Regions from separate parts of the Homo sapiens genome. Here region 1 is linked to region 2. Evidence: read pairs that join two places in POLR2A ChIA-PET (ENCODE). Cell type or tissue: A673. All regions are shown on one strand. Each heading gives the region's core, and the rest is flanking DNA. Links, peaks and the distances in the headings are about the cores only.

Region 1 (7,512 bases), core at 3,185-5,684, 57 kb after region 2:
CGGCCTCCCAAAGTGCTGAGATTACAGGCGTGAGCCACTTCGCCCAGCCCAATTCAATGTTATTTAAATAACGTGGACTGGATCTCTCCAAATTTCTCCCTTGTCAACTTGCATCCCCCTTCTCAGCCCAAGCATAGTTTTCTTCCCTTGGAAACAATGTGTCGTTAAGGCTGGCTAATCTCTCTTTGAAACTATTAAACCTGTTACTGTTTCAGCAGGATCTTTTGACATTGTTTTATTTTCATTGTAACCTTTTAAAAAACTGTTACTTTCTAAATAGGGAGAGTGATTAATAAGTGGGTTAACGCAAAGAAAACTATTACATGAATACAGTTAGCTGGGCATGGTGTCACAGGCCTGCGGTCCCAGCTCCTGCAGAGGCTGAGGTGGGAGGACTGCTTGAGCCTAGGCAGTGGAGGCTGCAGTGAGCTATGATGGCGCTGCTGTTCTCCAGCCTGGGCAACATAGCAAGACCCTGTCTATAAATGATAATAATAATAGTACAGTAGTTATGAAAATATCACAAATATCCTGACCCCTCAACCATCTGAGGTTTGAGAAATTCTAAGAGTCATGTAGAAGCCACTGATTTAATGAGATGATAAACATTAAGCATGTAACACCTGTTTACCCAAAACAACCTCATTCACTCATTCAGGCTCAGGCTGGACATTGGTAGAATTAACAGAATTAACTTCTGAGTTAGGGCACAAATCCTAAGTAAAAAATAAATACGTCCAGGTGCAGTGGCTCACGCCTGTAATCCCAGCACTTTGGGAGGCTGAGGCAGGCAGATCACTTGAGCTCAGGAGTTCCAGACCAGCCTGGGCAACATGGTGAAACCCTGTGTCTGCAAAAAATATAAAAATTAGCCAGGCGCAGTGGTGTGCACCTGCAATCCCAGCTACTCAGGAGGCTGAGGTGGGAGAATCTCGTGAACCTGTTAGGAAGATATTGCAGTGAGCCAAGATCGTGCCACTGCACTCCAGCCTAGGCAATAGAGCAAGACCCTGTTAGAAAAGAAAGAGCCAGGCGCGGTGGCTCATGCCTATAATCCCAACACTTTGGGAGGCTGAGGCGGGCGGATCACGAGGTCGAGATGGAGACCATCTTGGCCAACATGGTAAAACCCCGTCTCTACTAAAATACAAAAAATTTCGGCCAGGTGCGGTGGCTCATTCCTGTAATCCCAGCACTTTGGGAGGCCGAGGTGGGTGGATCACCTGAGGTCAGGAGTTTGAAACTAGCCTGGCCAACATGGTGAAACCTCGTCTTTACTAAAAATACAAAAATTAGCCAGGCATGGTGGCGGGTGCCTGTAATCCTAGCTACTCAGGAAGCTGAGGCAGGAGAATTGCTTGAACCCAGGAGGTGGAGGTTGCAGTGAGCCAAGATTGCACCACTGCACTGCAGCCTGGTTGACAGAGCAAGACTTCGTGTCAAAAAGAAAAAAAAAATTAGCTGGGCTTTCGGCTTGGAGGAGCCCAAGGTGCAGCTTTCTTCGGTTGTCCAGAATCCAGGTTTTTCCAAAACCAATCACCTCCACCATGCTGCCAAAGTTCAACCCCAACGAGATCAAATTTGTATACCTGAGGTGCACTCGGGGTGAAGGGGGTGCCACTTCTGCACTAGCCCCCAAGATCGGCCCCCTGGGTCTGTCTCCAAAAAAGCTTGGTAATGACCTTGCCAAGGCAATGGGGTGACTGGAAGGGCCTGAGGATTACAGTGAAACTGACCATTCAGAACAGACAGGCCCAGATTGAGGTGGTGCCTTCTGCCTCTGCCCTGATCATTAAAGCCCTCAAGGAACCACCAAGAGACAGAAAGAAACAGAAAAACATTAGACACAATGGGAATATCACTTTTGATGAGATCGTCAACATTACTCGACAGATGTGGCACCGATCTTTAGCCAGAGAACTCTCTGGAACCATCAAAGAGATCCTGGGGACTGCCCAGTCTGTAGGCCGTAATGTTGATGGCCGCCACCCTCGTGACATCATAGATGACATCAACAGTGGTGATGGCTGGGCGCGGTGGCTCACGCCTGTAATCCCAGCCCTTTGGGAGGCCGAGGCAGGCAGATCACGAGGTCAGGAGATCAAGACCATCCTTGCTAACAAGGTGAAACCCCGTCTCTACTAAAAATACAATACAAAAAAATTAGCCGGGCGTGGTGGCAGGCGCCTGTAGTCCCAGCTACTCAGGAGGCTGAGGCAGGAGAATGGCGTGAACCTGGGAGGTGGAACTTGCAGTGAGCCGAGATCGCGCCACTGAACTCCAGCCTGAGCGACAGAGCAAGACTCCGACTCAAAAAAAAAAACCCCAAAAAACCAGAAAAACCCACAGTGGTGCTGTGAAATGCCCAGCTAGTTAAGAAGCACAAAGAAAAATATTTCAATAAAGGGTCATTTGACAACCGGTGGGAAAAAAAAAATTAGCCAGGTGTCGTGGTGTGCGCCTGTAGTCCCAGCTACTTCGGAGGCTGAGGCAGGGGAACTGCTTGAATCCGGGAGGCCAGGGTTGCAGTGAGCCGAGATTGCACCACTGTATTCCAGCCTGGCAACAGAGCGAGACTCTGTCAAAAACAAAAAAGAAAAGAAAAGAAAGAGACAAGGAAGAAAAGAGAGAGAAGAAGAAAAAAAAGAAAAATTAGCTGGGTGTGGTGGCGTAGTCCCAGCTACTCCAGAGGCTGAGGTGGGAGGATTGCCTGAGCCCAGGAGCTCGAGGCTGCAGTGAACTGTAATCAAGCCACTGCACTCCAGCCTGGGTGATAGAGAGACTCTAGTTGAAAGAAAGAAAGGAAAGAAAGGAAGAAAGGAAGGGAAGGAGGGAGGGAAAGAAAAGAAAGAAAGAAAAAGGAAAGAAGGAAGGAAGAAAGAAAAGAAAGAAAAAGAGAAAGAAAGAAAAAAAAAAGAAATTAGCTGTGCATGGTGCCTGAGCCTGTGGTCCAACCTGCTTGGGAGGCTGAGGTAGGAGGATTGCTTGAGTCTGGGAGTTCGAGGCTACATGGCTACACTGAGCCATGATTGCACTGAAAACTCTTGGCCTCAAGTGATCCTCCCACCTCAGCCTCCTAAATTTTTGGGGTTACAGGCATGAACCATGGCACCCAGCACATTTAGCATTTTCTACGTGCCAGCACTCTGCTAGGTTTGTTGTAAGGATTACATGTGTAATCTCAATCCTTACAACAAACCTAAAAGGCAGGGACTATTATTGTCCCCAGTATACGGTTGGGGAAACAGGCCCAGAGAGGTCAAGTGACTCACTCAAGGATGCATAGCAAGAAAACGAAAGTAGACCTGGTTGTTTCCCTCCCTCCAGAATATGTTCTTCTTCTTCTTCTTCTTCTTCTTTTTTTGAGACAGAGTCTTCCTCTGTAGCCCAGGCTGGAGTGCAGTGACACCATCTCGGCTCACTGCAACCTCTGCCTCCTGAGTTCAAGTGATTCTCCTGCCTCAGCCTTCGGATAGCTGGGATTACAGGCGCCTGCCACCTTGCCTAGCTAATTTTTGTATTTTTAGTAGAGATGGGGTTTCACCATGTTGATCAGGCTGGTCTCGAACTCCTGACCTCAGGTGAGCTGCCCACCTCAGCCTTCCAAAGTGCTGGGATTACAGGCATGAGCCACCATGCCCGGCCCAGAATATGTGCTTCTTACCTGACTTCTGCAGCTGGCCTTTGTCACTCAGCATCATGTTTCTGGTACCGAATTATCTGTGTGGCCTGTGTGTGTAGTTCTGTCTGGCTCCGGCCTTTTATCCTCTGGGGAGGACCCATCTGGGAGGATGGGCATGTAGGCTGTGCTGTTTGCAGTTTGTGCCAATTTAGTACAAGCCAGCAGCAAACACCTTTCTGGAGTCTCCTGCAGCAGGCTTGGGGTTCCCTGCTGGAACCTGCTGGTCACAGGATGGGTGACCTTTTTAGTTTTCACAGCCATTGTCCAATCAATTAGTCCAGGCCTCACCAATGTTATTTGCTGTGACAAGGTTCAATGCTGCCTTTTCTGATGGGTCCAGTGGGGTCTTGGGGATGGGTGTGTCTTAAGGGGATGTGTCTGTAGTGTGTTTGTTCCAGCCCCATCTTCAGTCCCATCACTTTCAGTCCCCAGCCCCACGGTGGCCGGGCACCGGAAACCCCCAAGAGGCCCGGGCGGGGGCGGGGGTCGGCCAAGCCGCTTCCCGCGGAAGGAAGGGCCCGGCGGTTCCTGCGACAGGATGCGCGGCAAGGCCCCCTCCCCAGGGGCCCGGGACTTCCCTGAGCCTTGCCACGCTCGCGGGGGAGGAACTCCGACGCGGGTGCATTGAGCTACCGCCTGCGGTGTGGGGCTCCAGTGCCCCCACGTCCCCTGGGAGAGTTGGGTGGGTCAGGACTCGGAGTAGGTGGCGCCTTTTAAAAGTCCCCCCACGTGTTCCCAGGAAGGAATCAGGCAGCCGTGGGGGCGAGCTTGGCTGGAGAACGGTGAGAAGCTCTCCTTCACAATCCACACAGGAGAGGAAAGGGGGTGTGGGTTGGGCGGGAGGGGAGCCAAAGCTCCCAGATTCCACCAGCAGACGTTCTGAGGCCGGCTTGCCCCTCCTTCTACCCTGTGGCCACGGGGTCAGTTCCCCTGGGGTCATGGGAAGCCTGCGGCGGCAGAGCCAGCCGTCGGCGGGGCGGGGCGAGCGCTTTCCCGGCGCCTGCCGCCGCCACCACTCCCCGCACCTGCGACTCCTTTGTCTTCCCGACAGGCCCCCTCCCTTCGCCCTGGGGCAACGCCCACAACCCCACTCTTAAACCTACGTGGGGTATATTGAAAGGGCTTTCTCGTTTCGGGGTGGTTATTCTAGAGCTGGGGAGTGACCCAAGAAAATAACTAGGGCTCTAATGGGCATTTTTAAAAACCTAATGCCGGGTGGAGAAGCTGCTTAGAGGCCCATTTCACAGATGAGGAAACTGAGGCTGCACGTCCCTGCCTGAGACACACAACGATTCCTCGAGGAAGATACGGGAACTGGGGACTAAAGAGCCCTTCAAAGCTCACCCGCTCAGCTCCACCTGATACTGTAGGGCCCCGGCCACAGCTGATTCAGTTTGGTCTAGGGGGTGGGGGCGAGATCTACCACCTTTCAAGGCTTCAAAGTGCGTGCAATCGATCCCCAGCTCCGCTTGGGGCAGTGTGTTTAGCACTATTGTCTCAACTCAGAAAGCCCCGATCTCCCTGTCCCGGAGTTGTAGGACAATTTCAAGGGAACCCCCAAATCTGGGGGAGGCGGGGCTCCACCAGTTAGGGAATGCCCGGGCAAGGAAAAGGGGGCCCAACCCTCTCTCGCCCACGTGGTAACCGGTCAGACCGGTTCTTGGGGCCCCAGCGAGCGGCTGCCAGCCCCTGACGCTTTAACCCCGCCCCTCCCCCACCACAGCAGAAAACCAGACAGCACCGGCTTTTTTACTCAAATGGTTTTTATTTTCCTATCTGACATTTCTAACAAAACGCCAGGTAGACGGAGTTAAAAAGAATCCACCGCACGAAAGGTAAACAAAGCAGACCCTCAGAAACTCCCTGGCAAGGATGTTCCCCTCCCCAGATTGGCCCAGTTTCACCAGCAACTGGTCTCAGCTCAGCCTTATGCCTTTCCACTGACACCCCCCACCCCTCCACATTCTCGTGATTCAGACCAGGAACTTCTCGGCTGATTGTGTCCGTGTGTCTGAGGGAGGGGCACGCTGGAACCTGGGAACCTACTGGGCACCTCTAATGCAGATGAGAAAAACTTGAGAATGTGAAAGTAGATCAGTCCCCGCTCCCACCCGAAGGTGCAGAGACGCGGGACATTAACCAGCAGCACGCGGGGGTGAAGTAACTCAGGCCACTCTCCTCCCCACTGCCCAGGGCGGGTGCACGCCCCAGGACCTCCTCCCAGGCCCCACACCCACGCAAGGCGACAGGAAGCTCCCCACGCCTGCCCCATGACGCAACGATGACCGCTTATACAAGTATGTCAGCGGAGGGGGAAGGGGAGTGCCTGGAATTCTCCGAGGTTGGAAACGCAAAACCAACTCTTGAAAAACCTTGAAAGGGCCAGCACAGCCCACAGTACAAAATGAAGTCCGACCCTGAGGAGATCTTTAAAAACAAACAAACAAACAAAACAAAAAACACAACACCCAAGCCTCCCTTCTCCCAGTCCAGAAGGAGAGCGAAAGGTTCACGTCCCAGTCCACTAAGACAGCACCTGTGGGCGCAGGTCTCTGCGGAAGGCGCCCGCGCCCCCGGCTCAGACTCCTCGGTGCCGTCCCTGCACACTGAAGGCGATGGCTCCCCGGGGACAGAGTCCCTCTCCGGGCCTCTCAGCAGCCCGGGCGGCGGCTTCTCTCCACGGTTTTCGCGGGCGCTTCCCCCAGGATGGAGGGGGGTGGCCTCGCCTCAGGTCTGCGCCCTCGGGCCGACGGTTCGACGCGCGCTCTGGGCTCCGGCAGCGCCGCTCGGGGTCCTCAGAAGGCCACCACGGCCCGCACGAGCACGTTGAGCATGCTGTCCGCCGGGCGGCAAGCGGGCTTTGCCTCGCACGCGGGCGGCGCCGTCGGAGGGGCCGCGGGGCTGCAGTTCAGGAGGCCGGAGAAGCGCCTCTGCAGGACGCGGGCCAGGTTGGGAAAGGCGCCCTCCGCTTGCGCCGGAGGGGGCTGCAGGCGATCGGCGACTTCGGATGACGCTCCCTCCTCTTCTTCCTTTTCTTCCAGACGGGCTTTCTTGCTCGGGACCAGTCCAGCGTCCCCGCCGTCGCTCAGGCTGCTGCTGCGTCGTTTGCGGCTGACTTTGGCGGGGCGCGGGGCACAGCAGGCGGAGGTCTCCTCGGCTGTCGGCGCCTCCTGCGTGTCCATTGGCTCCGGAAACGGGTGCTCACCGTCGGGGGTCGCTGTCTCGGCCGTGGACTCGGCTTCTCGGGGCGGGTGCAGGCGAGGGTCAGAGGGGAGGGCGGCCGGCAACGACACCTCGGGCTCGAGGGCCTCCACCTTGGCCGAGAGGTAGAGCTCCCGGGCGCTGCGCATGACCAGCGACAGCTGCAGACTCCGGTGCAGCCGCAGGCCACCGCGCTGCATGCGGGAGTGATACATCTTCCACACCGACAGGGTCATGATGCGCTGTGCCTCTTTCTGCACTTCCATGGCGACTCGACGGCGACAGCGGCGGGGGCTCCCGGGAGGGACAGAACAGGCAGCAGGTGCACTCCGGACAACGGGCTCGCTCACGCCTCTCTACACAAACCAACCCACGCAGTGACACTGCTAGGACGCTCTGCCCAGGCGCCCGCCACCCAGGCCCTTTTATACCCCCAGTGACGTCACTGAGACACCCCGCCCAACCGAAGGACGCATCCGGGCTTTCCAACTCGTCGCGGCCAAACACTCCTTAAAGAGACAGAATGCGATTTACCCAGCAGGGAAAGGGGACGGGAACCCTGGCGAGGAGGAGCGTCCCCCGACTCCACGCTGAGCTTTCTGGGTGGGCTCCTTTCTCTGAGCCCCGCC
Region 2 (4,227 bases), core at 1-2,500:
ACCCAGGACAAGGGCCCCAAAGAGGCCTGCCCTTGGTGAGCTCACCGTGTGTGTGCCCCCAGCCACGGACCTCACCGTGGGGAAGATCTACGCAGCCATGATGATCATGGAGTACTACCGGCAGAGCAAGGCCAAGAAGCTGCAGGCCATGCGCGAGGAGCAGGTGCGCTGTTCGCCGCTCTGGGGACATCTGGGCTGGGGACAGTGGCTTGCATGTCACCACGGGAACCAACTGGAATATGAGGGTGGCTGAGCCCCAGGGCAGGTCCCTGAAAAGTAGGGGCTGTGCACAGCAGCTCACACCTGCAATCTCAGTGCTTTGAGAGGCCAGGGCAGAGGGATCGTTTGAGACCAGGATGAGACCACCCTGGGCAACACAGTGAGACTCCATCTCTACAAAATAAAACATTAGCCAGGCATGGTGGTGCACACCTGTAGTCCCAGCTATTTAGGAGGCCAAGATGGGAGGATCACTTGAGGCCAGGAGTGGGAGACCAGTCTGGGCAACATAGAAAGACCCATATCTCTACAAAAAAAAAATAAAATTAGCTGCATGTGGCGCCATGCACCTGTGGTCCCAGCTACTTGGGAGGCTGAGGCAGGAGAATCACTTGAACCTGGGAGGTGGAGGTTGCAGCAAGCCAAGATCAAGCCACTGCACTCCAGCCCGGGTGATAAGAGCAGGACTCTATCTCAAAAAAAAAAAAAAAAAAAAAAAAAAAAGTTCTTGCCAAGGACACATCATGTGGATTCATTCTTCATTCAGCTGCTCCACCAACACTTATTGAGTATTACTGTGTGCAGGGCGCTGTTCTCAGTCCTCGGGGATGCACCCATGGGGAAAATAGGCCAGAATCCCTGCCCTCAGGGAGCAGACATTCCAAGTGGGGAAATGCCAATGGTAGCAAATGACTGAATCGTGCAACATCCAGCAAAGAGAAAGAAAGTGTCGTGGGGGAAAGTGGAGAAGAATCCAGAAGATAGGAGTATCCAGGGGAGGAGGGGATGCGGTGGGAAATGGGTAGTTGGGGAGCCTCCCTGAGAAAGTGACATGTGAGCAAAGGCTTGAAGGAAAAGGGGAGAGGGAGTGAGCTAAGCAATACCTGGAAGGGTGTTCCAGGCAGAGGAAACAGCCAGTGCAAAGGCTCTGAGGCTGGACCGTGCCTGGGTTGTTTGGGTAACAGCAAAGAGGCCAGTGTGGTGGAAAAGAGCAGGGAGGAGACAAGGGCAAGGAGGTGACAGGGCAGATCCTTCAGGGCCATGGGAGCTGCAGGAAGGACTCTGGCTTTTTCCCCAAGCAAGTGGGAGCCATGGAGGGTTCTAAGCAAAGGAGGGATAGGACCTGACTCAAGTGCTCATGGGCGCCCTCTGGTGGCTCTTGTGGAACAGTGGGGTTGAAGGTAGGAGCGGGAGACCTGGGAGAAGGTGCCTGCAGTGAGAGATGAGGACGTGGGACCAGGCTGGGGCTATGACTTGGGTGGAGGAGTGAGAAGTGGTCCAGTTCTGCGTGGAATTGGAAGGGTCTAGATGGATGAGACCTGAGAGAGTGTGTGTGTGTGTGTGTGTGTATACTGGGGATGTCGCAATGCCTTCTGGGTACCACCGTCCCACCACCCCACCCTTGTCCACACACTGCTCTCTGCCCCATTCCCCAGGACCGGACACCCCTCATGTTCCAGCGCATGGAGCCCCCGTCCCCAACGCAGGAAGGGGGACCTGGCCAGAACGCCCTCCCCTCCACCCAGCTGGACCCAGGAGGAGCCCTGTGAGTGTCACCCCTGCCAGGGAGGTGGAGTGTGGGGGTGCCGTGGTCCCCACGTTCTGGAAGCTGCCCAAGCGCCCACTGCTACCCCGGCCTCTGTCCCCCATGCAGGATGGCTCACGAAAGCGGCCTCAAGGAGAGCCCGTCCTGGGTGACCCAGCGTGCCCAGGAGATGTTCCAGAAGACGGGCACATGGAGTCCGGAACAAGGCCCCCCTACCGACATGCCCAACAGCCAGCCTAACTCTCAGGTGCCTCTGTCCCCCAACTCCCCAATGGCTCCCAGGGCCCGGGTGGTTCAGGTGGAAGGGATCTGGGCCCCCCACACACACACACCTGCAGCTCCCTCCCTCTGCAGACACCAGGGATCTGGAGGTCAGGCCCCAGAGCTCATCTGGCTTTGCCATCTGCTCCGCAGTCCGTGGAGATGCGAGAGATGGGCAGAGATGGCTACTCCGACAGCGAGCACTACCTCCCCATGGAAGGCCAGGGCCGGGCTGCCTCCATGCCCCGCCTCCCTGCAGAGAACCAGGTGAGGGCTTTCACCACTGCCCTGGGGCTGGACCCCTCACTCTGCACTGGGTAGGGCCAGGCCCCCCCACAAGCAGCCCAGTGCATCCCCTCCCTGCCGGACTCAGGCCTGGGTAGGGACTCCTTCAGTCTCTGAAGCAGTCTGCAGGCCCCACCCACCACCTGGTCACACCTGGAGCACCTGCAGACCCTCCTCCCTCACAGAGGACAGAGAGGAAAGTGCTCCCCCTGGGGCAGAGGGCAGTGGCCACTGCAAAATGGTCTCTGGCTGCCCTGGTTGGAGGCTGCAGACAGGGGAGGTTGTGGAAGATTTGTGGGTGCAGCAGGGTTCAACAGGGCCAGCTGAGACCTGCCACGAAGATCACCCCTACACAAACACACACACACATGCTCAACATACATGCACACACATGTGCAGCTGTGCGCCTACTCAGATGCTTGCATACACACACGTGTGTGCACGTGGGCATATACACACTGCACATGTACTCACACATGCACACATGTACGTGCACACGTGTCTGCATATGGGAACTTGGCAGGTCCTAGGATACAGTAGCAGAGTCTGGGGTGGGTCTGGGGGCAGCTGGGCTCGTATTTTCTGTCTGGTCTCTGTGGGAGTCATTGGGGGGCACAGGGGTGTGTGCTTGATGTGTGTCTGTGTGTGGCCGCTTCACCCAGCTGCCAGGCCCACCTGCAGGTGATCCCGTTGCCTTGGACTCATGGGACAGAGGGCCCAGAGGCATAGCTGGCTGCCCACCCGGCCTGAACAGCGGGGGCCCATGCACGCAGCCCGCCTCTGGAGGAGAACAGGGCATGGCTGTGAGAGCCTGGCCCGGGTGCGTGGCATGTGTGGCTGTGGCGAGCTTTCCGTGTGCCGTGTGTGGCGTCTGCACGGGGCAGGAGGCTGTGCTGTGCCTGGCTGGACCAGGGTCACCTGAGGGCCTGGCCTCTGGCTGCTGGGAACGTGGGTTGGGGAGCACCCAGCGTGCATGCTGCTGCTCCCTCAGGACCGAGCTGCTGGGCCCCAGGAGAGGGTTGGGACAAGCCCAGCTGACGGCCACCACATGGAAGCTTTGAGCATCGGCCGGAGCCAGGGGTTGGGGTGTGCATCGCATGAGGCAGAGCCCAGGGCCAGGGGCTCGAGGCTGCGCCGTCCTGTCTTTCGGTCCCATGCCTCTGCCATTTGTCTGTCTGCATCTCCTGTCTGTCTCCTCTGTACCCATGGGAATAGAGGACGCCCAGCCCCGGGGGCCTGGGACACCCACCCGCCAGGACTTTAACTTTTCTTTTCCTCCCTGCCTTCTCCCTCCGATTTCTCTTGATGCCAGTGCCACTCCCCTCCTTGGCTTCTTCTCCATGCACCACCTCCTCACTCTCCCTCTTGCCTTTTATATTTATTTTCTTCTTTCTGTTTTTTCTGTGTGCACCATCCCATGGGGCTGTGACAGAGGAGAAGGGGCCGGCCACGTGGGAATAACCTCAGTGTATGTACCGCGCCTGCCCAGCGCCCAGCAGGGCTCCGGCCCCCTCTTCCTCCCCACCCCCCCTCCAGGGAGTCCCGTCATCTCTCACCGTCCCCGGACCCCACCCTTTCTTTGGCAATCGCACCCTCTCCCCTCCATGGAGCCCAATCCTTGTGTGTGGTGTCCTGTGTGTGCCCCTCACCCATAAGCCCTGGTGGGCGGGGCCATCCCCATCCTCACCCCTACCCCCTTTTCTTCAGGGCCCCCCACGCCGGAGGACACTGGCTCTCCAAGAGCCTGGCCCACTCTGCACCTCTTTCTGGGGGGCTTCTTCTCCTGACACCACCACCAACCCCTGGTCCTGCAGCTCCTACCTGGAGCAGGGCCACCAGCGCTCAGCTGGGCTGGACCCTGGGAGGCGGGCGTCTGCCCCATCTCCCTCCTTCCCTCCTCTGCCTGCTGCAGAGAA

Evidence for each region. ChIA-PET counts read pairs that join two places held together with the same protein. Peaks named below come from ENCODE experiments on the same cell type or tissue, not always from the same donor. Only the 100,000 strongest peaks of a DNase experiment are listed, where the experiment ranks them.
Region 1: POLR2A ChIA-PET joins it to region 2 with 11 read pairs; 19 of 35 experiments call an interaction of 5 or more read pairs at or near these places.

The regions. Positions count from the first base shown.
Region 1 is chr19:13,152,824-13,160,335 of GRCh38, reverse strand. IER2 (immediate early response 2) reads right to left here. Exons shown (of 2, transcript NM_004907.3): 2 at 5,425-7,392. The coding sequence starts at 7,149. The coding sequence ends at 6,478. It also overlaps the pseudogene RPL12P42. Among named protein-coding and RNA genes, the nearest start is that of IER2, 6.2 kb to the right of the region's middle. RefSeq lists enhancers at 1,914-1,963, 2,054-2,113, 2,664-2,773, 3,111-3,200, 3,501-3,650 and 3 more and silencers at 4,011-4,280, 4,491-4,810, 6,421-6,530. In A673, for the core only: a CTCF peak has its summit at 5,125; DNase peaks (open chromatin) are centred at 3,795, 4,355, 4,775 and 5,285; H3K4me3 peaks cover 1,834 bases; H3K27ac peaks cover 2,500 bases.
Region 2 is chr19:13,210,169-13,214,395 of GRCh38, reverse strand. It overlaps CACNA1A (calcium voltage-gated channel subunit alpha1 A), which reads left to right. Exons shown (of 47, transcript NM_001127222.2): 40 at 63-163; 41 at 1,656-1,765; 42 at 1,874-2,012; 43 at 2,180-2,293; 44 at 3,744-3,779. Among named protein-coding and RNA genes, the nearest start is that of IER2, 62 kb to the right of the region's middle. In A673, for the core only: a CTCF peak has its summit at 1,372 (motif pointing left); a DNase peak (open chromatin) is centred at 1,365.